Regions from separate parts of the Homo sapiens genome. Here all the other regions are linked to region 1. The links are chromatin contacts, found by Hi-C or POLR2A ChIA-PET in ENCODE. All regions are on one chromosome and are shown on one strand. Each heading gives the region's core, a stretch centred on a gene start or an enhancer-like site at or near the end of the contact. The rest is flanking DNA. Distances are from core to core; before and after follow the strand shown.

Region 1 (3,268 bases), core at 545-3,044:
TGGGGAGGGCATCGGGAGATCCGCCAAGGGACTGTCTGCGGGTTCTGTTCCTTCTGTGGGGGGCGGTCAGGGGGCCCTTACAAGAACCTCAGGCTGGGGGCATCGGGAGATCCACCAAGGGCAAGGGGCTGTCTGTGGGTTCTGTTCCTCCTGGAGGGGCAGGGGTCCAGAGCCCGACTGCCTCCTCCCACCACTCCGCCCCCCGCGGCAAGGCATGGCCACAGACCCCCCTCACCCAGATGCACGGATCCTTCTTGCTCAGAATCCCCAGGACCATGGGCATTTCTGCGCTGAGTCCCCATCTGAGTAGCCCTCCACCCGCACTCCCACTCCCCTGGTTTCAGAGGAGCCCCCCAGAGCAGGAACCTAGTCTGTTTTGTTCTTGCCCACTGGGTCCCTGGCACGCGGTACAGACCGAGGTTGGTTCCCACACGTGGAAAGGTGAAGCTTGGGTTCCAAGAGTTCCTTAGCACACGGAGCCCACCGTTCCACCCACCCGTACACTTCTGTCCCCAAAGCTCCTCCGGGACCACAGGGAGGGAAGAGGCAGAGCCGCAGGCGGCTGCAGGGCTTAGGGGGCGCCAAGAGGGCCGCTGTTCTTACAAAGAAATGACACGGCCCCTGGGCGGGATCCAACGCGCCGACCACCTGCAGCTGGACTCGCGGCACGAGGCTGCCCAAGCGCCAGGCGGGGGCCGGCGCGTACAAGTTCTTCGACAGGAATCTCTACGAGGCGGCGGCGTTCCGCCCGCGGATAAGTGCCCAGCTCCCTCCCCACCCCTCCGCACTACCCCCCGAGGGGGTCAGCTTATAAAACCCACCTAGGCTGCCTTTGCTGGAGACCCTACGAGAATCCCCGGGCAGGACCGGAGACGCCTCCCAGAGAGGTCTGTACAGAGCAGAAGGGGTCCGCGGCCACCGTCAGCGGCGCCCCGAAAGCCCGGCCACGCCGAGCCCCACAGCGCCCCGACAGCCGGCCCCGGGGCTGGGACTCCCGGCCTGCAGGCGCGCTGGGCCGAGCGGCGGGCAGAAGACGCCCAGCTCCAGCCGTGGCCCGGGAGGAGCGCCCCGAGCCCGCAGCCCGGCGAGATCAGCTCCGCAGGGAAGAAGCCGGCGTGCGGGGGGCGGGGAGGGGCGGAGGACGACCGAGCGGGGCGGAGGAGACCCTGGCGAGGGAGTGCGGCGCGGGGCTTGGAGGCGAGGGCCGTGGGGTTGCAGAGGAGCCGCAGCGCAGGGAGCCATTCGGGGCCCGGGCGGCGGGGCGCAGGCGGCAGGATCCCGCGCCGGGGGCGAGTAGCCGCGTCGGGAAGACCAGGGTCCGGAGCCCAAAGCCCGGCCAGGCCCGGGTTCCCGGCGCCGCGCCCTCACTCACCCGAGATCTCCGCCTGGGGCACGTCGCTCAGGCTGAAGCCCTTGGCTCCGTAGATCTGGCGGACCTCGCCGCAGCTCCGGCTCTTGCTGGCCGGGTCCCCGCGGGCGCAGGCGACCAGCGCTGCGGCCGCACATAGCAGCCACCAGCCTCGGGCCCGGAGCTCCATGGCGGGGCCGGCGGCGCCCCCGGCCACCCGCCCGCGCCTCTCTCGGATCCTGGCCGGGTCCTGCGCAGTTCCCGCCCGCGAAGGGCAGAGCCAAGGTCCCGGCGCGCGCGGCTCGCGGTCCAGAGGCGGCGGCGGCCGAGGAGGCGGAGACAACAAAAGCCGGCGGCGGCGGCGGCGCGGGGCGCGCGGGGTGCGAGGTCCGAACGCTCGCTCGGGCAGCCCAGAGCGCGGCGGGCTAGCGCAGTCCCGGCTCGGCGCCTCCCCCGCCGCCGGCCCGGCCCCTAGGCGGCCGCGGGAGAGGAGAGGGGCGGGGCAGGGTGGGAGCGCAGGGGTGGGGGAGGGACTGGGAGCACCGGGCGGGGCGGGGCGGGGCGCGGCGCGGGGGCGCGGGCCGGGGCGCACTGGGCGCTCCTCTGGCTCTTAGGGACCCAGAGGGCCCGCCTGGCCGCGCGACTCTATCGATCCCCGGCGGGAGGCGGCGGAGCCGGGCAGCGCGGGGCCGCGGCCGGGGTCCCCGAGGGCGGCCCCCCACGCCCAGCGCCCAGGGCGGTGGCACCACCTGTGGGGGCGGGGACGGGGGCGGAGGGTGCGCGAGGCAGGGCTTCCCCCGCCGGACGTGACATCACGCCTCCCGCGCCCCAATCAGGGGCCTCCCCGCCCCCAGCCGAAATCGGCATCCCGCTCCCCGCTCCCTCCCGCGCGCTCCGGCTTCCTGCACCCTGGCAGCGCGCCCCGAGAACGCTCTCCCGGCGCCTCCGTACCCTCCGCCCGCCGGCCGCGCCTCGAGCCGCCGCCCCTCTCCCCGCCTGCACCCCGCAGCGGCTCCCTCCCCGCGCCCTTCCAGCCGTCTCGCGCTGGGCTCCGGCTCGCACCGGGGGCTTTTGTGGTGTGGGGGCTGCACGCAGGAAACTCGCCAAGAAACTCGACCTCACCTCTCCCAGTCCCAGGGAGCGGCAACAGATGGCTTAATTGTTGGACCTTGACAGCTGTTTTGGGGGGGTGACCCTCCACGTTCTTTGGATGCTGGAGAAACCAAAGTGATGGGGCAGGGCCGGTCTACTGGTTTGGGCTGCTGGGTGGGGCCAGATGACCTCTGGAGAAGGGATAGGGTTGGAACCCGGCGACTAGTTAGGCCACTGGGGGAGGAGGGTGGAGTGAGCCGGAGCAGATGCCTCTTTGAAGAAGGCGGGAGGGCTGCCTGCACCTTGTATGGTAGGAGGGCGCGTGGCTTTAGCTGCACATGGGGAGTTGGGCTGGATGGGGTCTGTAGGGAGGGGGCGAGGACTGCGATGTTGGTGTCTGGAGGGCTTCACTCCTTCCTTGGCTCCCAGACCCCCCACCCCGGCCCCCTGTTCTCCACATGGTAAGGCCTGGCGGTGAAGCCAGGTGCCTGAGCTGCAGAATTGGGGGCAGGCATAGAGGTCAGTATCCTTGGCAGAGAACCTCAAGATGACCCCCATGTACAGCAAGGGTGTCCTGATTTCAGGGCCTGTGGCATCACCTGGAAGCTGCAGCGGGGTCCGTGGTGGGGGTGGTGGCAACATTCCCTACCCCTTCTGTGCCTGGGGCTCTCAGCCGCTGTGTGGGGCTGGAGCAGGAAGGTGGGGTGCCCTCCCCCTGGGCTCTTGGGGTTTCCTGCCCTGCCTCCCAGAGAAGGTTGCTCCTTCACCCAGAGACACTGAGTCATTGCTGGAGAGGGAGGCTTTGGGGACCCAATCCAAGTGTGCATT
Region 2 (3,268 bases), core at 398-2,897, 1.3 Mb before region 1:
TGCAGTGTGCTGAGATCATACCCTCCAACCTGGGCAACAGGGTGAGACTCCATTTCAAAAAAAATCAAAAAAAGAAAAAGAAAAGAAATGTTCTCTCTGAGCTGCCCAAGACAGTGGTGGCCATAGGGAGCTACTGAGCACTGGAAATGGGACTAACGCCATTCAATTTTTAATTTTACTTAAATAGTCCCTGTGGCTAGCGCAACCATTCCCCACAGTCTGCCAGGAGGACCCCCGTGCTGCTTTCGCGTCTGCTTTGTTACCCCCTAGACCAGGCCAACCTCCGCCCCCTGCACAGCTGACACAGGCTCCTAAGGGGGGCTGCCTCCTCCAGTCTTGGCCACCCTCCCATCTGCTGTTCACAGTTACCAGGCAATCATTTTAAACCTAACTCTATCTTATGCATCTGATGCTTCCAGCCCCAGTGTTTTCCCAGCTCCCCTAGAGGACAGAGGCACAGCCTCCCGGCTGGCACAGCCTCCCAGACACACACAAAGTCAACCCTCCTTGGGAGGCCAGCCCACTGGCTGGGCACCAGGATAGAGAAGGCCTCCCCTCCAGCGTGCTCCCCAGCTTGACTCTTCTACCCAGGGAACCCCCCACTACTCAGACCCCCAAGAGACAGCGGAGCACATGGGCAGAATCGGGCGTCCCTCTAGGGCAGCGGTCTCCAGCTCCAGGCCACGGCTCACTCGCCACTGTCTCAGCCCCTGGGCGGGTGCCAGGCCGAAGACCATGAGGATCCCCAGTGCAGCGCCCCCACAAGGGCCCTCCAGAGCCACCCGGCACAACCCCAAACACCGCGACCCCAAAGCTGTGCCCATCCCGGGCCGACGTCAGGGGTCCCGCGTGGGGTCTGCCCCTCTACGAGCGGGAGACCCTGAGCAGGCTGCTCGGCAGCGCTGGACCTTCCCTGGTGTGTAAAGTGAGGGAAAGCACCGTCCGCTCAGCCGCTGGGGGCGCCGACCTGCTGCCACCTGGAAACAGCACAGCCCGCCCACCAGGGCCGACTCGGCACCGCCCTCCCCGCCTCCGCGCCGCAGTCCCCAGTGCCGGGGAGAGACGCCCCGCGGCCCGCACGCCCTCCCCAGCCGCGGTCACACAAGAGGCCGGCGCACACGGGCGCACAGCCAGGCGGAGGCCCAGACCCCGGAGCCCCCAAGGCCCGGAGCCCCGCAGCGGGCGCCAGCTCCTCCTGCAGACGGGACAGGGACGGGCGGGACCTGGCGGGGCCGGGGCCGGAGCTGGGGGCGGAGATGAGGCGGGGCCTGGGTAGGGGCGGGACCTAATATGTGGGCGGGGTCGAGGCCGCAAGCCCCGCCCAGCATCGCCAGGCCCCGCCCCGCCGTGACGCACCTGGAATTGGCGCGACCCAGCCGGCGGGACCCCCCGCGCCCGCCCCCCGCGCCCTCCCCTCCCTTGCGGCCCTGCCCCGCCCCGTCCGCGCGCCCCCCGTCGCGCCCGGCCGCGCCCGCCGCCCTCCCGAGCCCACGGGGTCTGCATGCGGTGCCCGGCGCGCGGGGGGCTGCGGCACGGAGGACTCCGCGTGGGCGGCGGGCGCGGGGCCCGTGGGGCGCGCTTACTGTCCAGATAGTGCTCCAAGTACATGGCGGTCGCCATCTTCGTCCGCGGCCGCGCTCGGGGTCTGCGCGGGCGGGCGGTGCCGCGGGAGGCGGGGGCGGGGCGGTGCCAGCGCGCTCACTATTCATGAGTCGCGCGCGCTGATTGGTCGCGCCCGGGGGCGGGGTCGGACACGCCTTTCAGCTTCCGGCGGGCGGCGGGCTGCGGGGCCCGGGCGGAGGTTGTGGCAGCGGCGTCGGGCAGCGAGCAGGACCCAGGGCCGCAGCGGATCGGAGGCCGAGGAGGAGCAGGGGTTCCCGGCCCCACCGCCCGGCGTGCGGCCCAGGGCACCCAGGTGGGCGTCTCCCCTCCGCACCTGTCAGCGACCCCTGGGCCACCAAACGCAAACACGTGGTCCCGGGGACCTCACGCCCGTCCTGACGGCGCCCACGCGACCCCTGCTCCCGGCCGGGTCCCGGACAGGCCGCCACGAGGCCCTCCCTTCCCGAAGGCTCCTTGGGACCTGTCTGGCTCAGCGCCTTTCCCCCGGACCCCGAGCCCCCGGGGCCTCAGCCCGGCCTGAGCCGAGGGCCGGCACCGCGTGGCCCGGGCGAGCTGCCCCTCCCTCAGGGCCTGGGCCCTGGCGCCCTTCCCCCGCCAACGCCGCCCCTTCCCTCCGAGGAAAGCGGCCGCCCCGCCCAGCACCAGTGAGGGCACTGGCTCCTTTGCTGCCACCTCTCGAGGCAGGCAGGACCCGCACCATCTGGATGCCTTGGCCGAAAAGGCACGTGCGGCAGTATGATATAGTTAATAAGATGGCGTGCAAAGGTGTGCCGTAAGATGCATGCAAAAATACTGGAGAAGGCCGGCGCGCTGGCGCACGCCTGTAATCCCATCACTTTGGGAGGCCGAGGCGGGCGGATCACTTGAGGGCAGGAATTTGAGACCAGCCTGGCCAACGTGTTGAAACCCCGACTCTACTAAAAATACAAAAAAAAAAAAAAATTAGCCAAGCGTGGTGGCGCACGCCTGTAGTCCCAGCTACTCCGGAGGCTGAGCCCGGGAGGCGGAGGTTGTAGTGAGCTGAGATCGCGTCTGCACTCCAGCCTGGGCGACAGAGCAAGACTCTGTCTTCAAAAAAAAAAAAGAAAATTTTAAGAAAAAAAAAATACTGGAGAAACATAATTAAAATATGTTTCAGACTCGGCACGGTGGCTCACGCCTGTAATCCCAACACTTTGGGAGGCCGAGGCGGGCGGATCACTTGAGGGCAGGAATTTGAGACCAGCCTGGCCAACGTGGCGAAATCATGTCTCTACTAAAAATACAAAAATTACCCGGGCGTGGTGGCGGGCGCCTGTACTCCCAGCTACTCGGAGACTGAGGCAGGAAAATTACTTGAACTTGGGAGAGGGAGGTTGCAGTGAGAAGAGATCATGTAACTGCACTGCAGCTTGGGTGACAAGAGCAAGACTCCGTCTCAAAATAATAATAATACAAAAACTAGCCGGGCATGGTGGCAAGTACCTGTAATCCCAGATACTCGGGAGGCTGAAACAGGAGAATCGCTTGAGCTTGGGAGGCGGAGGTTGCAGTGAGCCGAGATTGCACCACTGCACTCCAGCCTGGCCAGCAGAGCAAGATTCCATCTCAAAAATAAAATAAAATAGGGCAGGCGCGGTGGCTCACTCCTGTAATTCCAGCACTT
Region 3 (3,268 bases), core at 330-2,829, 1.1 Mb after region 1:
GAGAATATGTAGTTCTTACAAGTTGGGGATCATTTGAAAGCAAAAATGAATCTTTTTCATGGTTGGAAAACTCTAGAGGCCTTGTCTTAACAAGAGCTGTGTTCTGAGGTTGACCTTACGGTAGCACATGTGTTCAGTATGGCTTGAGATGTCAGCAGTTTCATTAAGATGGGAAGAACCAAAATAAATTCACATAAAAAGACTCAAAAAGATTCAGAAAATTTTATAGATTATCAGAAACCCACTAGAATCATGGATTTTGTATTTGCCAATAATTAATAGCTAGAAAAGTTCAACAGCAAAATAGTTTTGATTAAAATACATATTTTTACATAACAGAAGAGTCCTACCAATTTCCTTATTTCCATATTTGGCAAATTTAGATTTACCTATGTCATTTGTCACTGGTGGAGATCAGCATTCCATTCTCTATAATTCCTTCTAAATTTTTTTGTTTGTTTGATTTATCACTTTTTTTTTTTTTTTTTTTTTGAGATGAAGTCTCACTCTTGTTCCCCAGGCTGGAGTGCAATGGTGCGATCTCGACTCACTGCACCCTCCGCCTCCCAGGTTCAAGCAATTCTCCTGCCTCACCCTCCCGAGTAGCTGGGATTACAGGCGCCTCCCACCACGCCAGCTAACTTTTGTATTTTAAGTAGAGACGGGGTTTCACCATGTTGGCCAGGCTGGTCTTGAACTTCTGACCTCAGGTGATCCGCCTGCTTCGGCCTCCCAAAGTGCTGGGATTACAGGTGATTTATCACTTTCTCAGCCCGCTTAGTCATTCTGTTTTTATCCCCTCCACACGCATTTATTTTAAATTTTAATTATAAATCTCTAATTAAAGAATTAAACAATTCATAGACATTATCTGCATCATTTAAAGCAATACAATAGCAGTGACCGTGTGCTCTGTGAGACAGAGACCACTACAAGGACATTTACATGTTTGCTTTTCATTCTGCTGTTTCCAAAAAAAAGTTTTATCATACATGCACATGTTCCTAAACAATATGATTTTAGTTTTATGTTTTTGAACTTCATGTAAATAGAATTATACTATACGTTTTCTATTTCGTGGGTTCTTTTTCAGGCAGGACTGTTTTTGAGAACCAGGTTTCTGCCTGTAGCTGTCGGTGACTGGTGTTCATTAGTGTCTTGCATTCAATTTTGTGAATTTTCACAACTTTGATTCATGTTCAGATGTGGCTGCTCTCAAACATGATGTTGTGGACATTCTTTTGTGTGTTTTCTGACACACGCAAACTTGGGTCTTTGCCAGGTTCCTGCCTGGGAATGGGAGTGCCGGGTCACGGGTAAGCTACTTTTAACTCTGCGTGACCTCCAGCACGGCCACACCGTCTTAGACCTAGTGCCAGTGTCTTCAGGCTGACCAGGGCGCCTTGCTCGGTCCCGGGAGGTGGCCCTCGCCTGGCCTGTGCCTGACCGCCAGCCTGCTGTGGCTGTCAGTGTCTTCTGACATGGGTCACCCATTTTTATGTTTGTTGTTGGTTTCGTTTTCTTAATCATTTGCAGAATTGAAATATCTGGGTGTGTGTGGCTTCCTTCCAGCAGCTAACGGGAGGCTGCGGCCGTGTGCTGCCTTCATTGTCACAGCTTCCTATGGCCACTGCTCCTTAAAGTTTCCTATATGTGGATATTACTTGCTTGCTGTTTCTTGTTGAATATCAGATATTCTGGTTTTTTGCTCTTACTTTTCTTCTGGAAGTAATATCCTTTGGAAGTAATATCCTTTAGAAATTCCTGCAGAAGTTCCGTTTTTTGTTCGTCTGAGAGTTGCCTCCTTTTCCTTCATTGTTGAATGATCCCTCACAGAAGACAGTGCTGGGGAGGCAGCTGCTCTTCCCCAGGGCTCTGAGGATGTGATTGGTTCACTCAGTTCCACTGGGGCTGTTCCGTTCCTTGGCAGGAATCCGTTGTGTCTCTCTAGGTGTTTTGTAGTCTTAGTGTTCTACATTTTTGTAAGCGTTTTCACTTACCCCTGTTGATATTTTTTTGGACTTCCTGAATCTGAAGATTAGTGTCTTCCAATAATAATGGGGAATTTTATTCCTTAACTTTTTTCTTTTTAACTTTTAATTTTGCTGTAATTTCAAACTTACAGAAAATCAGCAAAAAATAGTCCAAAGAATTACTGTTTATTGATATGCATCCTTTTTTTTTTTTTCAGAATCGTTTGAAAGTTAGTGTTAGATGTGATGCCTTCCCCCAACTAATAATCCAGGCCATGTTGCCTCAGATAAGCGTGGTCACTCTTCAACTACGGTCAGTGAGTAGAGTTGGAAAATAACAGCGAGCAGGCATTGTTCTCTCATCTGTAGGCCTTGTTTATGTTTCGCTGATAGTCTAGTGATGTCTCGTTATCAACAGCAGATGACAGGCCCTGCAGGGCCTTCAATTCTCACGTCCTCCCCAGTCCCCTTTGCTCCGGGACAGTCTCCTCGTCATTTTTATGTTTCGTGACATTCACATTTTGGAAGCGTAGGGGCAGCTATTTTGTAAAATGTTTTTCAGCTTGGGATTTCGGCATGTTTCCTCGTGATTGGATTCCAGTGATGCCGCTGGGCTTGGCGGCCACCGCAGTATTTCGTTGCTGCTGATGCTGCCCGGAAGCTCTCAGTGAAGGTGATGCTGGCGGGTGTTTCCACTGTGAAGTTACATTGTTTCCTGCATAATTAGCAGGTATCTGGTAGGGAGATAATCTGGGACTGTGCAGACAGCCTGCTACTCCCCGAGCACTGACCCACAAGTCTCAGCATCATTGATGGTTCTTTGTCGGAGTCTGTTGTTGTCGTGGTGGTGGCTACTGGTCATCTAGTGTCACCGTTCTTGCTACATTCAGGACGGGAAGCCCTCATTAACCTCAGGAGGTTCTTGGAAACTGACTTTTAAGTGAAATGGTCATCTAGTGTCACCGTTCTTGCTACATTCAGGACGGGAAGCCCTCATTAACCTCAGGAGGTTCTTGGAAACTGACTTTTAAGTGAAATAATACAGAATAAAACCAAGGTTATTTTTCTCACCAGTGCACCAGTGTTATAGTCAAACGACTGGCATTGCTTGAGGACCCTCTGTCGTTGGCTTAAAGTTGCGGTTTCCAAGAACCTGTGGACAACGTGAAATGTGGACTCCTGTAGTTAACTTTCTCCTGTAAAGAGCTTTCCTTTCCTCCTTATTTATGTGTTTCCTTATTGTTTACTTATATTAGTTTGAACTCATAGATTCCTAATTTATTAACTGGGTTATA
Region 4 (3,268 bases), core at 481-2,980, 1.0 Mb after region 1:
GTGAGAACACGGAGATTCCTTTGAGTGTGATTCATTTGACTCTGTCAAATACCTGTATGTGAAGTCCCAAGCGCGAATGCTCCCAGGCATTGGGGTTGTCACCCCACCTTTCTCCTTATACACAGCTCACAGGATAGCGTGTTTGCTTTCACTGCACACTATCGTACTGAATTGCTCTGCACTGGCTGTGCACCGGTCTCCTTCAGACAGCCCCTCTGACACATAATGGCAGACACAGCCACCCAGGCCAAGTTTCTCTTTTCCAGACATGGCGAGTGAGGTTCTTGCACCATCCACCCAACGTCTGCGTGGTGCCTCACTCTGCTGGAGTGCCTCTCAGGACTCCTGTGAGGACTAAATGGCACGCAGCAATGGGGCTACCCATTCCTTCTAATGGAAATCTACTTTTTAAAAATTACCTCTGCAAGCATTAGATCCCAGAGCTCGTTTCACGTGACTTTTTGCGCAGGCACTTCTCTTTGTACGTGAAAAACTAACTTTGGTAGACTTACAGGCAGGTTTTAATATTTTCTCGTGATTGTATGTTTTTGAGAATCCTGTCAAATGATACTGAATCTTATCTAGATGTTAGCTAGCTACAGACCCTGTTTCATTCTACATGAAAATTAGATAGTGCACCGTTTCCATCAGCAGCCAAGTCTCCAAAACCCCGTAATTGCTCTCCTTTTCTTCAGCTGTATCTTGTTTTAAAGTTCTCTAATTCACCATTCCTTTCCTTCTAAGTTTAGCCTAAGCATTTCTTGCAATGACCAAAGTTTTCTAATTATTAATGAGATATTTAAGGAAATGTAAAATTGGCATTTTTATTTTGCTAACTGTATTTTTATCCACATAACTAGTTTCCCCCACCAAGAATCACAGGTCGAGAATGCTGTAAAAACGGATCCTTTCTCAGCTCCTAAAAGGAATGGCCTACAATCGAAGCGAACGCGCATCTCCGCCAGGTCCGCAACCACAGGCCCACGCCGTCGGGCCCCACGAACCGGCGCGCGCTGTCAAAGGCGCTTCCTCCCTGGAACGCGGGATTCCGGGGACAGTGTGTGCACTCAAGTTGAAAAGTTGTCATACTCCTGTTGGAAAGAAACGGAAACATCACCACCAGGAGGGTGGCCACTGAAGACCCTCGCCGACACCTGCTGGCAACCAAAGGCGCTTCCGGGGATCTACGGGCCGACCTGTAACTCAACACAAGCCTCCCAAGCCCTGCGGCCTTAAAACAACGCCCACCCGGGCGGTGCGCCGTTCCCGCCACCTCCACGCCTGCCTGGACCCGGACTCGAGACCCTGGCGGCGGGCCGGGCTCCCTCCGCCTGAGCAGGGACGCGGCGAGCGCATCCCACGACCCTCGGCAGCCGTTGCAGGCCTGGCGGACCTACACCCCACACCCTCACGGCCGCGTTCCCGCCGCGGGGCAGGGCGAGGCCCACGGCGCCTGCGCACTCAGTGACCGGGCCGCCCTGCGCCTCCGTGCGCACGCAGCACCACGTGACCCACTGCCAGTATCCAAGATGGACGCCGCGGCGAGGCCTGGCCGGCTCCCCGCGTTAGCCTGCACCCCATTGTGTGCCCTCTAAGCGCGAATTAGGCTCGCAGACATGCGGTGCTGACCGCTAGGCAGCCATGCGGGCTACCGAGTGCGACCGGACACGGCCGGGGCCCGTGTTTACGGCCACTACTGGCCCCCGGTCCCTGCGCCTCCTCAACCGCGAAGCACCCAGCGGCTGGCGCCTGGAGCGTCTTTTGGTACGCCCCACCCTCTAGAATTGGCAGCTCCAGCAGCCAATGAGGTCCAGGACGCGTGCGGGGAGGCGGGCAGGGGTGGAGCCTCTCTGCCGCTCATAGGGCATCCGGCCCCGCGGTTGAGCAGCCGCTGGGCGAGGGGTGGGAGCAGACGGGCTGTGCGCAGGTTTCAGCGGGCCAATGGAAGGCCGGCCAGGCGCCCGGGGCGGGCGGGCGGGAGGCGGGGCCGAGCCGTAATTGACGAGCTCTTCATTAGAAACCAGGCGGGAGGGCGGGGCCCGCAAGGGGAGGTGACGCAAGGCTGCCGCAGCCAATGGTTGGCGAGCCGCCGGCTGGCTGGGCGGGGCCGGGCCGGCTGACGGGCGTGCGGGGTGGCCTATCGCCGCCTGGCTCGACGCTGGAGTGGGGAGAAGCATCATGGTTCAACGTGGGTCAATTTTTTGTGAATGAGGAGGGGAGGTTGTGGGGCCGCCGCCGCGGAGCACCGTCCCCGCCGCCGCCCGAGCCCGAGCCCGAGCCCGCGCACCCGCCCGCGCCGCCGCCGCCGCCGCCCGAACAGCCTCCCAGCCTGGGCCCCCGGCGGCGCCGTGGCCGCGTCCCGGCTGTCGCCGCCCGAGCCCGAGCCCGCGCGCCGGCGGGTGGCGGCGCAGGCTGAGGAGATGCGGCGCGGAGCGCCGGAGCAGGGCTAGAGCCGGCCGCCGCCGCCCGCCGCGGTAAGCGCAGCCCCGGCCCGGCGCCCGCGGGCCATTGTCCGCCGCCCGCCCCGCGCCCCGCGCAGCCTGCAGGCCTTGGAGCCCGCGGCAGGTGGACGCCGCCGGTCCACACCCGCCCCGCGCGCGGCCGTGGGAGGCGGGGGCCAGCGCTGGCCGCGCGCCGTGGGACCCGCCGGTCCCCAGGGCCGCCCGGCCCCTTCTGGACCTTTCCACCCGCGCCGCGAGGCGGCTTCGCCCGCCGGGGCGGGGGCGCGGGGGTGGGCACGGCAGGCAGCGGCGCCGTCTCCCGGTGCGGGGCCCGCGCCCCCCGAGCAGGTGGGCTCCGGGCCGCCGGGAGTGAGGGCGGGGGCGGGCGGGCGCCGGGGCCGGCCGGGCGCCGTTTATGTAACTTTGTCAAATGCTGTGAGTTTGCAGAAAAACGTCCCTGCCGGGGGTCCGCGGCCCCGCGCTTGTCGTCGCCGCTGCGAGCGCCCGGGGGGTCGCGGGAGGGCGGGGGGCTGCCCGGGACCCGCTCGGCTCAGCCCGCAGGGCGCCAGCAGGCCGAGACGGGGCCCGGTCCCGCTCGGGGGTGGGATCCGCGTTTGCCGGCGTTGCGAAAACACACCACGGAATCATAAGCAAATTATCTCGTATTTACATTGAGCGTTGAATTATTTGACACTGTTATAGGAGGAGACCGTGCGTATCAGTTGGAAAGGCCGGGGGTGGAACCCAGTGTACTCATTTAATGCACATCAAAAATTTGTAATAACTTGAGGCAGCTGATATGAGTGTTTTCTTTATTGCATGTTGTA

The links. Hi-C counts contacts between places; a loop is a spot of excess contacts on that map. ChIA-PET counts read pairs that join two places held with the same protein, here RNA polymerase II (POLR2A). Pooled maps may share reads with other maps.
Region 2: a pooled map shows a loop between it and region 1 (18-fold over the local background). The contact joins the promoter of ING5 here to the promoter of GPC1 in region 1. A Hi-C loop is called at or near these places in 4 of 50 pooled maps.
Region 3: a pooled map shows a loop between it and region 1 (2.2-fold over the local background). The contact joins the enhancer-like site here to the promoter of GPC1 in region 1. A Hi-C loop is called at or near these places in 2 of 50 pooled maps. POLR2A ChIA-PET finds 5 or more read pairs at or near these places in 2 of 52 experiments (WTC11 and activated CD4-positive, alpha-beta T cell).
Region 4: a map of ascending aorta shows a loop between it and region 1 (5-fold over the local background). The contact joins the promoter of HDAC4-AS1 here to the promoter of GPC1 in region 1. A Hi-C loop is called at or near these places in 1 of 168 maps with a recorded cell type or tissue (ascending aorta), 2 of 37 single-sample maps with no recorded cell type and 14 of 50 pooled maps.

The regions. Positions count from the first base shown.
Region 1 is chr2:240,434,189-240,437,456 of GRCh38, reverse strand. GPC1 (glypican 1) reads right to left here and starts at 1,794. Exons shown (of 9, transcript NM_002081.3): 1 at 1,373-1,794. The coding sequence starts at 1,538. RefSeq lists enhancers at 1-421, 2,155-2,731, 3,131-3,268 and silencers at 1,546-1,605, 1,666-2,325.
Region 2 is chr2:241,700,418-241,703,685 of GRCh38, reverse strand. It overlaps ING5 (inhibitor of growth family member 5), which reads right to left and starts at 1,647. Exons shown (of 8, transcript NM_032329.6): 1 at 1,584-1,647. The coding sequence starts at 1,620. RefSeq lists enhancers at 529-1,158, 1,397-2,229 and silencers at 884-1,443, 1,628-1,791, 1,534-2,353.
Region 3 is chr2:239,317,607-239,320,874 of GRCh38, reverse strand. All of the region lies in intron 2 of HDAC4 (histone deacetylase 4), which reads left to right. Among named protein-coding and RNA genes, the nearest start is that of MIR4269, 14 kb to the right of the region's middle. Within about 2 kb of position 1,579, at least 28 of the 41 ENCODE cell types and tissues checked have a DNase peak (open chromatin) inside an H3K27ac peak, as active enhancers do.
Region 4 is chr2:239,399,898-239,403,165 of GRCh38, reverse strand. HDAC4-AS1 (HDAC4 antisense RNA 1) reads right to left here and starts at 1,730. Exons shown (of 2, transcript NR_135575.1): 1 at 1,630-1,730; 2 at 809-1,091. It overlaps HDAC4 (histone deacetylase 4), which reads left to right and starts at 2,146. Exons shown (of 27, transcript NM_001378414.1): 1 at 2,146-2,188. RefSeq lists an enhancer at 938-1,067 and silencers at 1,198-1,467, 1,738-1,857, 1,878-2,317, 2,328-2,497.